Regions from separate parts of the Homo sapiens genome. Here regions 2 and 3 are each linked to region 1. A link is a contact called in ENCODE Hi-C or POLR2A ChIA-PET data. All regions are on one chromosome and are shown on one strand. Each heading gives the region's core, a stretch centred on a gene start or an enhancer-like site at or near the end of the contact. The rest is flanking DNA. Distances are from core to core; before and after follow the strand shown.

Region 1 (3,685 bases), core at 319-2,818:
CTTTACCAAGAGGCAGTGGCAAAACTCAAATGTGAATCTAGGCTTTCTGAGGCTAACTGCCTCAAGTCACGGAGAAAGACATGCCCAGATTATTAAAAACATTATTCAACATAGAACTGCCCTAACCCAGGAACAGAGTGCCTCAGCAAAGCTGGAAACTGAATCAAGTCTAAACTTGGCCTCTAGTGGCCTCAGAACATCCCCACTGTGATATCTTTCTGATGATATCCCAGGTCCTGTATGAGCTAAACGGGACCAAAAAGGGTCAGTCTGGCAGAGAGCTTCTGACTGTGCACACTTCTGGTGGGAAGATGAAGGTCTGGACCACGACCATCCATCCAATCTGATGGGAGTATGGGAGGCAGGCAGCAGGGTCTTGTGGAGACCTTACTCATTCCAGCCTGGCGCTTCAACCACCCAGGGGCAAAGCTGCCCTGCTTAATGCTCACCTTGGCTGCTGTGGTCTTCCAGGCTGACCCTCCAGTCATCACCCCGGGGCTCGGCATGCAGTTCGGCGTGGATCCCAGAGATGAGGCCAGGCTCCTGCTGGGGCCGCAGGGCCACATCACACAGGTCGGCCCTGTGGCCCAAGCGATAGGTGCAGCCAGCCCCGGCGGGGGGGTGGAAGGTGTAGAGATCACCGCCCCTGCCGCCCCCTATGCGCAGCAGTTGGAAGCAGGGCAGCATGGGCGGTGCCCCCTCTGCACCACCTCTTCCACTTCAGGCATCCATTTCCTTTCCCACTCCTGGGCCACGCACCGCTGGCTTAAGTTCGCTTCCCAGTCTGATGCAAACTTGAGTTGTGCTGTATGCGGTTTCAACTTTGAGCACACTACCTGAATAGCCCAAATTCAGAGTGCAAGCAGCCTAGGACTCAATGCAAAATTGGTTAAGCCGACTTGCAAATGAAAAATTCCAGGAAGGTCTCCGTGCAATGCAAACTCAGGAACACGTCCTATGGCACCTCACTTGAGCTGGATCCTCAGATCGCAAAATATTTGGGGAGCCTCCAATCTGCAAGGCAAGGATACTTTAGGCAGCTCCTGTGTGTGTCGGGGTGGCGGGGCGCGGGGAAGGAGGTCCTGTTATACACACGTCTACGTGCAATACGAACACATCACCTCTGTGTAATTCGGAGAAGAGTAGCTTCTTCCTGTCAAACTTGCTTATCCTAATAGAGCACTCCTGCTTGCCTGCGCCCCGATCTTCTGGCCAATCCCTCACTCATAACTGGTTGAACCTCCGAGGGCAATGAATCCACTGTCATCCCCCAAAAGAAAGTGCAAACGAGTCCTTAAGTACTCCAACAAATTGGACCTAAACCCCTACTTCCCGGCTTCTCTAGGTGGGATAAAAACAGGAAGGAGCTCCCCGCGATCATGCAAGGCATACCCGGCCTTTTCCCACTCCGCCCCAGCCCCGTTTCGGATCTACCCGCGCGGCGCAGTCTCCGAGTAGCCTCCTCTTCAAGCAGTGCCAGCCTGTGCGGCGGATCCCGGGACCCCTTGGGCTCCTCGGCAGGAGCCGACGTTGCTGCATCTGTTTGACAGCCAAGAAGCCGGGGCCAGGAGGGGCGCGGCCTCTGCGCGCGGGCAGCGCCTACCCCTCCTTCGGAATTCCCGGGCCCGAACTTCGCGCCGAGCGAGCCCGCCCCCGTGCCGTTCCCGATTGGCCAGCTCATGTGTTCTCTTCCGCGCCATTGGACAGCGCCCCAAGATCTCCCGCCTTCCACTTTTTCTGATTAGTTCACAAGTTTTCCCGGGTTGCCGCAGTGAGGAGGAGCCGCCTGGGCGCGGAGATGCTCCGACGCATTTAGTGGGCCCAAATTTAGACGCCACTGCGCCTGCGTACACCTTTCCCCCTCCTCCCAACAGAGTGAAATAGGACTTTAGGGCGCCCGCCTTGCGCAGGCGCGGTCAGGGGCAGAGGCGGGGCCGGGAGCGAGGCGTAGGGGGTGTGGCCAAAGCGCAGTAGGGGGCTCTCGCGGTTGGTAAGGGACGTTCGGGAAGAGTCGGTTGGGGGCGGGAAGGGGCTGAGCGGGGGTCCTGGGAGGGTTCAAGGGGTCCAAAGGGGAAGGGGGTACAGGGGCCAGGTGAAGGGACAGATGAAGAGATCAGAACAGCCTTAGAGCTCACGGGCTAACTGGGTGAAGCCTCGGGTATCTAGGGGAGCAGTGGTGGGAGAGTAGAGCCGGCTAGCGTACAGGGGGCGAGGGCAGGCTATTGAGAGATGGGGGTGAGGGTCAGGACCAGAATAATTCCTTCAGAAAAAGGTAGATTAGGTTGTAAAAAGGGACGGGAGTAGGGATCCCAGATTCGGGTAAAAAATAGATTAATGAGGGTGGGAGGGTGGGAGGAAGATCTTAAAGTGCCCACTATGTGTTAGGACTCGAGAAAGAGGAGGCGGGCAGCAGGCATGGAAGCTAAGGGGATAGTAGAGAGAAGCTGAGAGAACAGCCGCAGGAAAGATTTGAATAAGATGTCAGGACGCTGGCTTTTCTGCCTGGGGATCTAGGCGGCCTGGATTCCCAAGGTCTTGGGGAGGGTCTAGCCCTGCATGTGGCCACATTCAGCTGGGGCCAGGCCTTGGGCCAGCACTTTAACAGGGAAGGACCCAAGAGTCATGGCCTGCTGGTGTCTGGATGGGCTTCCCTCAGGCCTTGCTGAGCCATGGAGAGAACTCTGGAGATGGCGCTCAAGACCCCTGCACTGTGTACCTCCTTTCTCACCTCTGGCCAGGAGCAGCAGGGACCATAGAAACTTAAGGAGGAGGGTAGAGGCACTGCCCAGAATCCTGAAAGTATGAGTAAAGCCTCAGAGCCCCTCTCAGTCTGTCTCTTTCAGTAAATTCTCTCCACTTGATAGTTGCTTGGGTTCCATGAGGAACCAGGTTGAGACAAGCAAGTGAATTTGGGGTATCTCCTACTTTGGGGAAGTAGGAAAAGAGCTAAGCATCGGGTGGACCTGGCTATAATTCAAGGATTATGACTTTGTTATTGTAGGGGCTTTCTCTTTGGAAGGTGGCCTGAAAATTGAATTGGAGTGTCTTTGTTTCTCCTCTTGTCCAGGGGAACATAGATGGCTGGAGACAGAATCTAGAGCCTTCAAATAATGTGGAGATGTTTCCACCTTCAGGTCAGTGGGACCAGACAAGGGGAGTGGTGGTTGTCTCTGCCTGGGAAACTGACCATCTTTGTTTTTGTAATTCTTCAGGTTCCACTGGGCTGATTCCCCCCTCCCACTTTCAAGCTCGGCCCCTTTCAACTCTGCCAAGAATGGCTCCCACCTGGCTCTCAGACATTCCCCTGGTCCAACCCCCAGGCCATCAAGATGTCTCAGAGAGGCGGCTAGACACCCAGAGACCTCAAGTGACCATGTGGGAACGGGATGTTTCCAGTGACAGGCAGGAGCCAGGGCGGAGAGGCAGGTAGGGATCCATCCACGCCGTTTTCTCAGGCTTGCTTGCTAGTGACCCTTCCTCACTGGAATAAACTCCTTACCCTATTTCGGCCCTAGTTTCCAGAACGTACTCATTTTTATGTAAGCAATTAGTTCCTACAGTGCATAAATAATAAAGCAGTGTGCTAAGTGCTAGGGATGAGGATAACAATAGTGAATAAGACAAATCCTGACTTAAATTTGTAATTAATAAGGAATCTAAAATCCTAAGAGGGGAGATAGATTGA
Region 2 (3,685 bases), core at 467-2,966, 590 kb after region 1:
CTTCTCACCTAGATCATGGCCAGAGCCCCCTAAATGGTCTCCCCGCCTCCATCTTGACCAGTTCAAGGCCATTCATTCTCCATTGCTCAGTGCTACAGGTGAACTGTTCATAATCATTCCTTATGCACTTCAATGGGCCTTCCTTCTTAATGTCTTTAGGATTAAACTCCTCGGAATGGCATCTAAAGCCTTTCATTATCTGTCTCCTGAGCATCTTTCTGACTTCATCACACTAGTCACCAGGCTCTAGTGGGACCAGTCAGGCTTGCCTACATCTCTACCTTCCACAAACTTCCTTGGCTTGGAATGCGCTTCCCCTTGCTAATTCACGATGATCTTTCAAGAATAAACTCTGGGGAGCAGATGTAGTGGCTCACGCCTGTAATCCCAGCACTTTTGGAGGCTGAGGCAGGAGAATTACTTGAGCCCAGGAGTTTGAGACCAGCCTAGGCAACATAGCCAGATCTTGTGTCTACAAAAAATTTTAAAAATAAGGTGTGGTGGTGCATGCCAGTAGTCTCAACTACTTGGGAGACTGAGGCAGGAAGATCCTTTAAACCCAGGAGGTGGAGGCTGCAGTGAGCCATGTTCATGCCACTGCACTCCAGCCTGGGTGATGGAGCTACAATGTGCCTCAAAAAAAAATACTCAGCTATTACATATTCTTGGGAGGCTTTGCTGACACTCCCTTACCTGTCTGAGTAGATGCTCCTCCTCTCTTCTACAGTCCCATAACATTCTTAAGCACCTTCATCATACTCTGACAACCACTGTCTGTCTGGTTAATGCTCTGACCCTTCACCATACTGGGTTGTCCCTTGAGGGAAAGTCTTATCTTTTATCTCTACATTCCCACTTCCTCCACACAGTACCTGGTATACAGTAGGCATCCAATAAGTGCTTTTAAAATTAGTTACTGTGTACCTACTGGGGTTAGTTGTGTCCATTTATGTCCCCCTTAAAACTGACTTCAACCCTGGGAGGATATCTTCATGTTTTTTTCCTTCCCCTCTCAAAGCACAGTATATAGAGTGCTTAATTAAAAACAAGCGCTTAACAAACTTTCGCTGCTTTTTAAGTAAACCTTAACCCTCATTCCAACATCAAAAATCTACACTCTTGCTCCAGTTGAGTGAGAGGGGTGTCTTAAGAAAGAAACCATGAAGGAGTCACCCTCTCTTGAGAAACAAGGGGGATCACAGGCTCCCAAGGTGTGTGTATGCGCGCGCAGGGGGAAGGGGAGGTCGAGGCAGGGCTCATATATTCCTGGTGGAATACAGTGTATGGTGGGGCGGATGTCCAAATTTTTTAAGCAAGGTTTTCCCATTTCTCCCCATCTCTCCCTCGGTGCCATATGCTCTTTCTTTTATCTCGCCCAGTCTCACTTAGGTCACGTGCGACATCTGGATCTCTTTCCTTTAACCCCGATTCCAAACCCACTCCTCCCCGGCAAACTCCTCCCGGGCCCACGGCACGCATGCGCAGTAACTCCCGCAGGGGCCCGGTCAGTCTCGTGCCCCATGACCCTCTCTTAAAACACGCGCAGTCTCCTCTCTCTTCCCCCTCTGCTCGTTTCTTCCTTGCCTACCAGCCTCACCTGATGGGCTCGTGCTCTCTCCGTCCCCGATCCACTCGGGCTCCGGCGGCTGCTGCTTGGGCGCCTTCGGCATCGCGGTGGCAGTTACAGCTACTGTGGCGGCGCCCGGTGCTATTTCCGCTTCCGGCGGCGGGGAACCCCGATGGGGCTGGCTCTCCAAGCTGGCGCGGCCAACCCCGCCCCCGGGCTGCGCACGTGCGAGCTTCGCCGTCATCTCGGGGGCGTGGCCCTGGTTCAGTGGAGGCGTGGCCTGCAATGACGGAGCGGGGCCGGCGTCCGCTTGCTCCAGTCGCGTAAACACATGGCGTTTACGACTGTCTGGGAAGCCTGACGCCGTGACCTCCCGACGCCGCGAGACTCAAGGAATGAACATAATAATTTCCTACTAGTATGAAGGAGTTGAGGCATACTGTTTTTTTGTTTGTTTTGTTTTTTGTTTTTTTAAAAAGCATATTCTAGTTTCTATCTGTAACTCGTTTCTAGTTCTGCCACCGCGATGCCGAAGGCGCCCAAGCAGCAGCTGCCGGAGCCCGAGTGGATCGGGGACGGAGAGAACACGAGCCCATCAGGTGAGGCTGGTAGGCAAGGAAGACACGAGAGGAAGGGGAAGAGAGAGGAGACTGCGCGTGTTTTAGGAGAGGGTCATGGGGCGCGAGACTGACTGGGTCATGGGCAGAAAAGACAGTGCAGACCAATGGCTAAGGGAGAGGTCTGATCGGTCCAGTGTTGAAATGTGTCACAAAATCCCGAAGTGTACAATTGTAAACAGGGAACTGGAGCCCAACATGCAGAAGTCACGGTGCAGTGGAGCTTCGGTTCATTTATTTTTTTTGGTAACAGCTTTACTGAGATATAATTGACATACAATAAACTGTACACAAAATAAAATGGCACCCAAAATAAACTGCAAAGTATCACTTAAATAAGTTTTGACCTGCATAAACCCAGTAAACTATCACCACAATCAAGACTTTGGTTCACTTCTAACTCTACCACTTAATATGGGAGCTTGAGCAAGGTGCTCCTGTAGTTCTGTCAGCTCTCAAACCACTACAATCATGCTTTTGTTGCCACCATTGTCTGAATTCACACTTGCCAAAGTCAACAGATCTGGGGCCATCCTACTCACTCTCCCATCAATGTTTGATAGACTTGGTCGCTCCCTCCCTCCTTTGTTTTCTTCAGGGACACTACTCTCTATAGGTTTCCTTTGCATCTAATGGGCTTCTCCTGAAGTCTAAATGTTGAAGTGCCTCAGGGCTAAATCTTTGACACTCTCCTTAATCTAGACTTATCACCTATCACCTCCTGACTTTAAATACCATCTATAACCAATGAAGATTCCCAAACTTCTCTTGCTGGCCCCCAACTTCTGCCCCGAGCTCCAGGCTCATGAATTCAACTGCTTATGGGACATCTTCTCTGAGATCTTTAATAAATCTCTCTCATACGTACAAAATGGAGCTCTTGTTCTTACTCCTAAAGCCTGTCTCTTCCAGGCTTCCCCATCAAGAAATTGCACCACAGGTCATTCAGTTATTTGGGCCAAAACTGAAAGGTCATCATCCTCTTTCTCCATTCCTCCTCCCCTAATCAATCCATCAGCCAGCTAAGTCTGCCTCATTTTTTCATTCATCTGTTCAACAAATATATTTATTGAGTGTATAGTATGTGCCAGGCACTCTTCTACGCTCTTGGGATACTACTGAATAAAATAAAGATCTCTGATTAGGTTTCCAGCAGGGGAGATGATCCTATAGATAAAAGAAAATATGGATCAAGTTTAAAAGTATCAAGAGGACAGATTTTAGTCTTAAATGAGGCCTCAGTAAAGTGAAATTCAAGCAAATCATTAAAGAAGATTAGTTTTGGCCACATGGATTTCCAGGAGAAGGGCCTTTCTAGCATAAGAAACAGCTGGAGTAAAGCCCTGTGACAGGAGTGTTCGGACATACATGGGGAACAAACAGGAAGGAGGCAAGAGGGGCTGGAGTGGCACGAGTGAGCCAGAGTTGTGGGAAAGGTGAAAAGAGAAGTAAAGCAGGGTCTGGATTGGGAAAGGTCTTTTAAATTATCTTAAGGATTTTG
Region 3 (3,685 bases), core at 1-2,500, 580 kb before region 1:
AAGTATCCTGAATTCCACAGCACACACAGATGGATCTGTCCAGCAAGGAAGAAAGGAAATCACTATTAGAATCACTCATAAGTGTAGGGTTTACCATGTCTTATATAATTTAATCATTTTCTCAAATCTCTGAGATAGGCATCATCACCCCCATTTAGTGAATGTGAAACAGCCACTCAGGAGGTAAGAGACTTGCCCAGCTCTTCCCAACCCTGTTTTTTTTTTCTTTCTTTCTTTGAGACGGAGTCTTGCTCTGTCGCCCAGGCTGAAGTGCAGTGGAGCAATCTCAGCTCATTGCAACCTCCGCCTCCCGAGTTACAGTGATTCTCCTGCCTCAGCCTTCCCAGTAGCTGGGATAACAGGCACGTGCCACCACGCTCGGCTAATTTTTATATTTTTAGTAGAGACGGGGTTTCGCCATGTTGCCCAGGCTGGTCTCCAACTCCTGAGCTCAGGTGATCCGCCCGCCTCAGTCTCCCAAAGTGCTAAGATTACAGGTGTGAGCCACCGCGCCCGGCTCCCAACCCTCTTTTATTCTAACTTCCCATCAACTCTCCATTCAAGTTTCTACTCCCCTCAGAGACCTCGGCCAGCTCCTCCTCCTCCTCGACTTCCTCCTCCTCGGCCTCCCTGGGGCCCGGCACTGGGGCCGGGCTGGGGAAGCCGGAGGAGGCCGCCCCAGGTCTCGGTCCCTGCGGTGTCCTCCTTGGGTTCGCTCCTAAGGAGGCCATGAGCTTGGAGGCTCTGCGGATGCAAAAAGTGAGGGCGGTTCGGAAGCAACGATTCACAGAGGAGGCCGGGGTAGGGTGGCGCGCAGAATGCAAAGCACTAAGTACTTCTGCTACAGGGCTGCGGGGCAGGGCTGAGGGGCGTGGAGAGCTGTGGACACAGGAGGTGAATTCTCGGGTATTTAACTAAAGTACAGATTGTGGGAAACTCCACGCGCCCCACCCTCATTCCTGTCACGCGGAGGTTACCCTTTGGAAGGAAGGGGTCTGAGGGCCCTGTGGGGCGAGTCGTGCACGTCTTATGTCTCTGCCTCTGCCAACCACGCGCCAGGACCCCAGCCTCACGCGCTTATCTTCCTCCTCCCCCAGCTGCCGCCATCGCAGCGTTTTCCCGCCTTTTCAGTAACCTGAGTCGCTACAGGTGGGAGAACGCCCCGCTGACCGACCGCCACGAGCCTGCAAAAGGAGCGCGCCGGCGCGTGAGCGAGGTGCGCGCGCACGCGCCCCGCCCTCCTAACCGCTGTTGATTGGAGAGGCCCGGATCCAGCCTAGAGATCCGACAGGGCGAGGAGGAGAAGCGGACTGCCGTAGCTGAAGAGTCTGGACGCTGATTGGCCTATTTGCCTTCGGGGCGGGTCCAGAACGTTCAAACTTCCCGCCCTCTGCCGTTGCTTAGCAGCCGGGCCTCTAGCACTCACTGTTTCTGGGATTTGATTGGCGCAGTGGGAAGCCCGCGAGAAGGTCGGACCAGGGTCCGTAGTCCCAGTCCCTGGAAGGGGTTTGGGACCGTTGCGGGGGTTTTGAGGGGGAGGCCAAACTTAAAGAGCCAGAGGCGCTTATTTTTTTTCCTGCAACAACTCTTAAGTTAATATTTGTACCCTCTGAGTTAATATTTATACAGAGCTTAGAACAGTGCCTGGCAAACAAAGTAAGACCTAAATGAGCGGTGTTTCAAATAAATAAGCGGAAACAAGCAGGACTTCTGTCTCAGCCCTACCGTGCCTGTTTCCTGGGTACAGGGTATGACCACCCCCATAATGGCACGACAGGGCCTAATTTATTATTTAAACCCTTCAAGCAGAGGTGGAAGCATTCGAATTACATCAAATTCTGGCAGAGAGAAGTAGTTCTGATCAGAACACTCACACCCCTACTGGGACATGCCCATACCCCTTCGCACTTCTACACACCCCTGAAGACAGAGAGGTATCTATCATTCATGCATTCGGCAACTATTTAGTGCCTATTTTGGGCCAGGGGTTGGACTCAAAGCGGTGAACATAATGAAGTCACTGCTCCATAAAGCTTATTTGTGCGTCTGTGTGTGTGTGTGTGTGTGTGTGTGTGTGTGTGTGTGTTGCGGGGGTGGGGTTATGAGGGAGAAAGAAAAAAAATATATATATATATATATATAATCCCTTTAAATGCACCATCCTCCCCAGCTTTGTTCCTAGTACCCTGAGATGGGGAGATTCCTCCCCAGCCCCCCAACCCAAGAAGTTAGGAAAGATGGTGGGGGTGAGATGACCTAGCTGTGCTAACCAGTAATTGGAAAATCCCCTCCAGCAAGAAAGGTGGGGGAACAGAGTTAAGGGCTGGGTTAATGGTTACCCCTGGCAAATCTGTTGAGCAATGGAGCTATAGAAACTTGGAGGAGGTTGGTGACAGCTCTGGGGAGTGTCAGGGAGGGACCCACCTTCCAATCTGGGGTGTGAAGAGATTAGGGACTAGTTTACCAAGCCCAGGAAGGGGAGGGAGTGGAAAGAGAAGCCCAGAGAGGGAAAGAGGAGCTACTGAGATAGGAGAAATGCAGGGACAGGGAGGTGAGATGGAGGGAAACCTCTGTTGCAGGATTTGGGGGTACAGCCCTGGCTCTGCTGGATGGTTCCAGGAGAGGGCAGCGTTGCCTGTCACCTGGTAAATTAAGGCACGATACCCTGTGGGTAGTCATGCCAGCCAGCCAAAGTCAATATTGATATCAAGGCAGCTGTAGCTATAAAGCTGTAGGAGAGAAAAGAGAGGCCGGGAGAGGCTGCCAAACCTGTTTGATCTTCAAGCTGGCCCCATTTACCTAAGGCTTCTCTTGGACACAGACCAGTTGGAACAGGAGAGGACCCTGAGAAGTAGAGTTGTTTTGATCCCCTCCCCTCAATGGGAAGGGGTCCTGTGTGCAGATTTTGAGGGTCACCATGAGGGAATTCACACCCACACAGAGGCATGGAATCATACCCTTACAGGATGTTACAGTTCAAGGGAACGAACACCAAAGATAGCCTTTCTGTCGGGAGGAGAGAAAAAGGCCCTCCCACAAGCAGGAGAAAACCCACAGAAGAGGAAGCACAAGAGGAAACCACCAACTGCTGGTTTCCAGCAGCACATCACGTCACTCCACCCCACTCCTCCCCCAAGTCTCTCCCTTTCTTTAAGTTTCAAGCTCTGTTTTAGTTCTGTGTTCTTGCACTCCACCATGGTTTTCTGGAACTGTAGGTCTTTTGTTGGACAGAGGGTGATGAGGAGGATAGAGAAGGGATGGTTGGACAGGAGAGAAATTCAGGATATGGAGGCTGGAATTCTGGGTTTATTTTTTCAGCAGGTCATAAAGGTTTAATAGAAATCAAGGTTACTGGAGAGAGAGCTGCTCCTCCTATGTCCTCCCTGCTTATTTATTTAGGTGTCCCCAAGGACTCTACTCCCACTATTCTGTCTGATCTTTCTTTATCCCCATGACAGGACCAGCTAACAACACCCCTACCCCACCCCCTATACACATACTTCAGGATCGGGCCATGATAATCCCACCCCTCTGCCCCATCTCCAAGGCAACCTGTCAGTGAGACGAGGACAAAGGGCACAGGAAGGGGCCCCAATAGGAAACATAAGTGGAAGCACAAAGCTGACCAAGCTACAGGAACAGACCCCTCCCTGCAACAAAGCCCCTTGCCTCGGCTTTATGTTTC

What was found. A loop is a pair of places that touch in the nucleus more often than their neighbours do. ChIA-PET counts read pairs that join two places held with the same protein, here RNA polymerase II (POLR2A). Pooled maps may share reads with other maps.
Region 2: a loop to region 1 is called in a map of dorsolateral prefrontal cortex, with 2.2 times the contacts of the local background. The contact joins the promoter of ABCF1 here to the promoter of TCF19 in region 1. A Hi-C loop is called at or near these places in 1 of 168 maps with a recorded cell type or tissue (dorsolateral prefrontal cortex), 1 of 37 single-sample maps with no recorded cell type and 6 of 50 pooled maps.
Region 3: a loop to region 1 is called in a pooled map, with 6 times the contacts of the local background. The contact joins the promoter of MSH5-SAPCD1 here to the promoter of TCF19 in region 1. A Hi-C loop is called at or near these places in 1 of 37 single-sample maps with no recorded cell type and 6 of 50 pooled maps. POLR2A ChIA-PET finds 5 or more read pairs at or near these places in 1 of 52 experiments (activated CD4-positive, alpha-beta T cell).

The regions. Positions count from the first base shown.
Region 1 is chr6:31,156,472-31,160,156 of GRCh38, reverse strand. TCF19 (transcription factor 19) reads right to left here and starts at 1,568. Exons shown (of 4, transcript NM_007109.3): 1 at 1,435-1,568; 2 at 450-1,260. The coding sequence starts at 687. CCHCR1 (coiled-coil alpha-helical rod protein 1) reads left to right here and starts at 2,355. Exons shown (of 18, transcript NM_001105564.2): 1 at 2,355-2,772; 2 at 3,068-3,134; 3 at 3,213-3,426. The coding sequence starts at 2,557. RefSeq lists a silencer at 706-889 and enhancers at 2,113-2,613, 2,614-3,114.
Region 2 is chr6:30,569,473-30,573,157 of GRCh38, reverse strand. It overlaps ABCF1 (ATP binding cassette subfamily F member 1), which reads right to left and starts at 1,716. Exons shown (of 25, transcript NM_001025091.2): 1 at 1,598-1,716. The coding sequence starts at 1,670. RefSeq lists an enhancer at 1,535-2,096.
Region 3 is chr6:31,737,513-31,741,197 of GRCh38, reverse strand. It overlaps MSH5-SAPCD1 (MSH5-SAPCD1 readthrough (NMD candidate)), which reads right to left and starts at 1,250. Exons shown (of 29, transcript NR_037846.1): 1 at 1,136-1,250; 2 at 585-744; 3 at 1-35. MSH5 (mutS homolog 5) reads right to left here and starts at 1,193. Exons shown (of 25, transcript NM_172166.4): 1 at 1,136-1,193; 2 at 585-744; 3 at 1-35. The coding sequence starts at 731. RefSeq lists a silencer at 491-709 and enhancers at 489-1,120, 1,121-1,751, 3,593-3,685.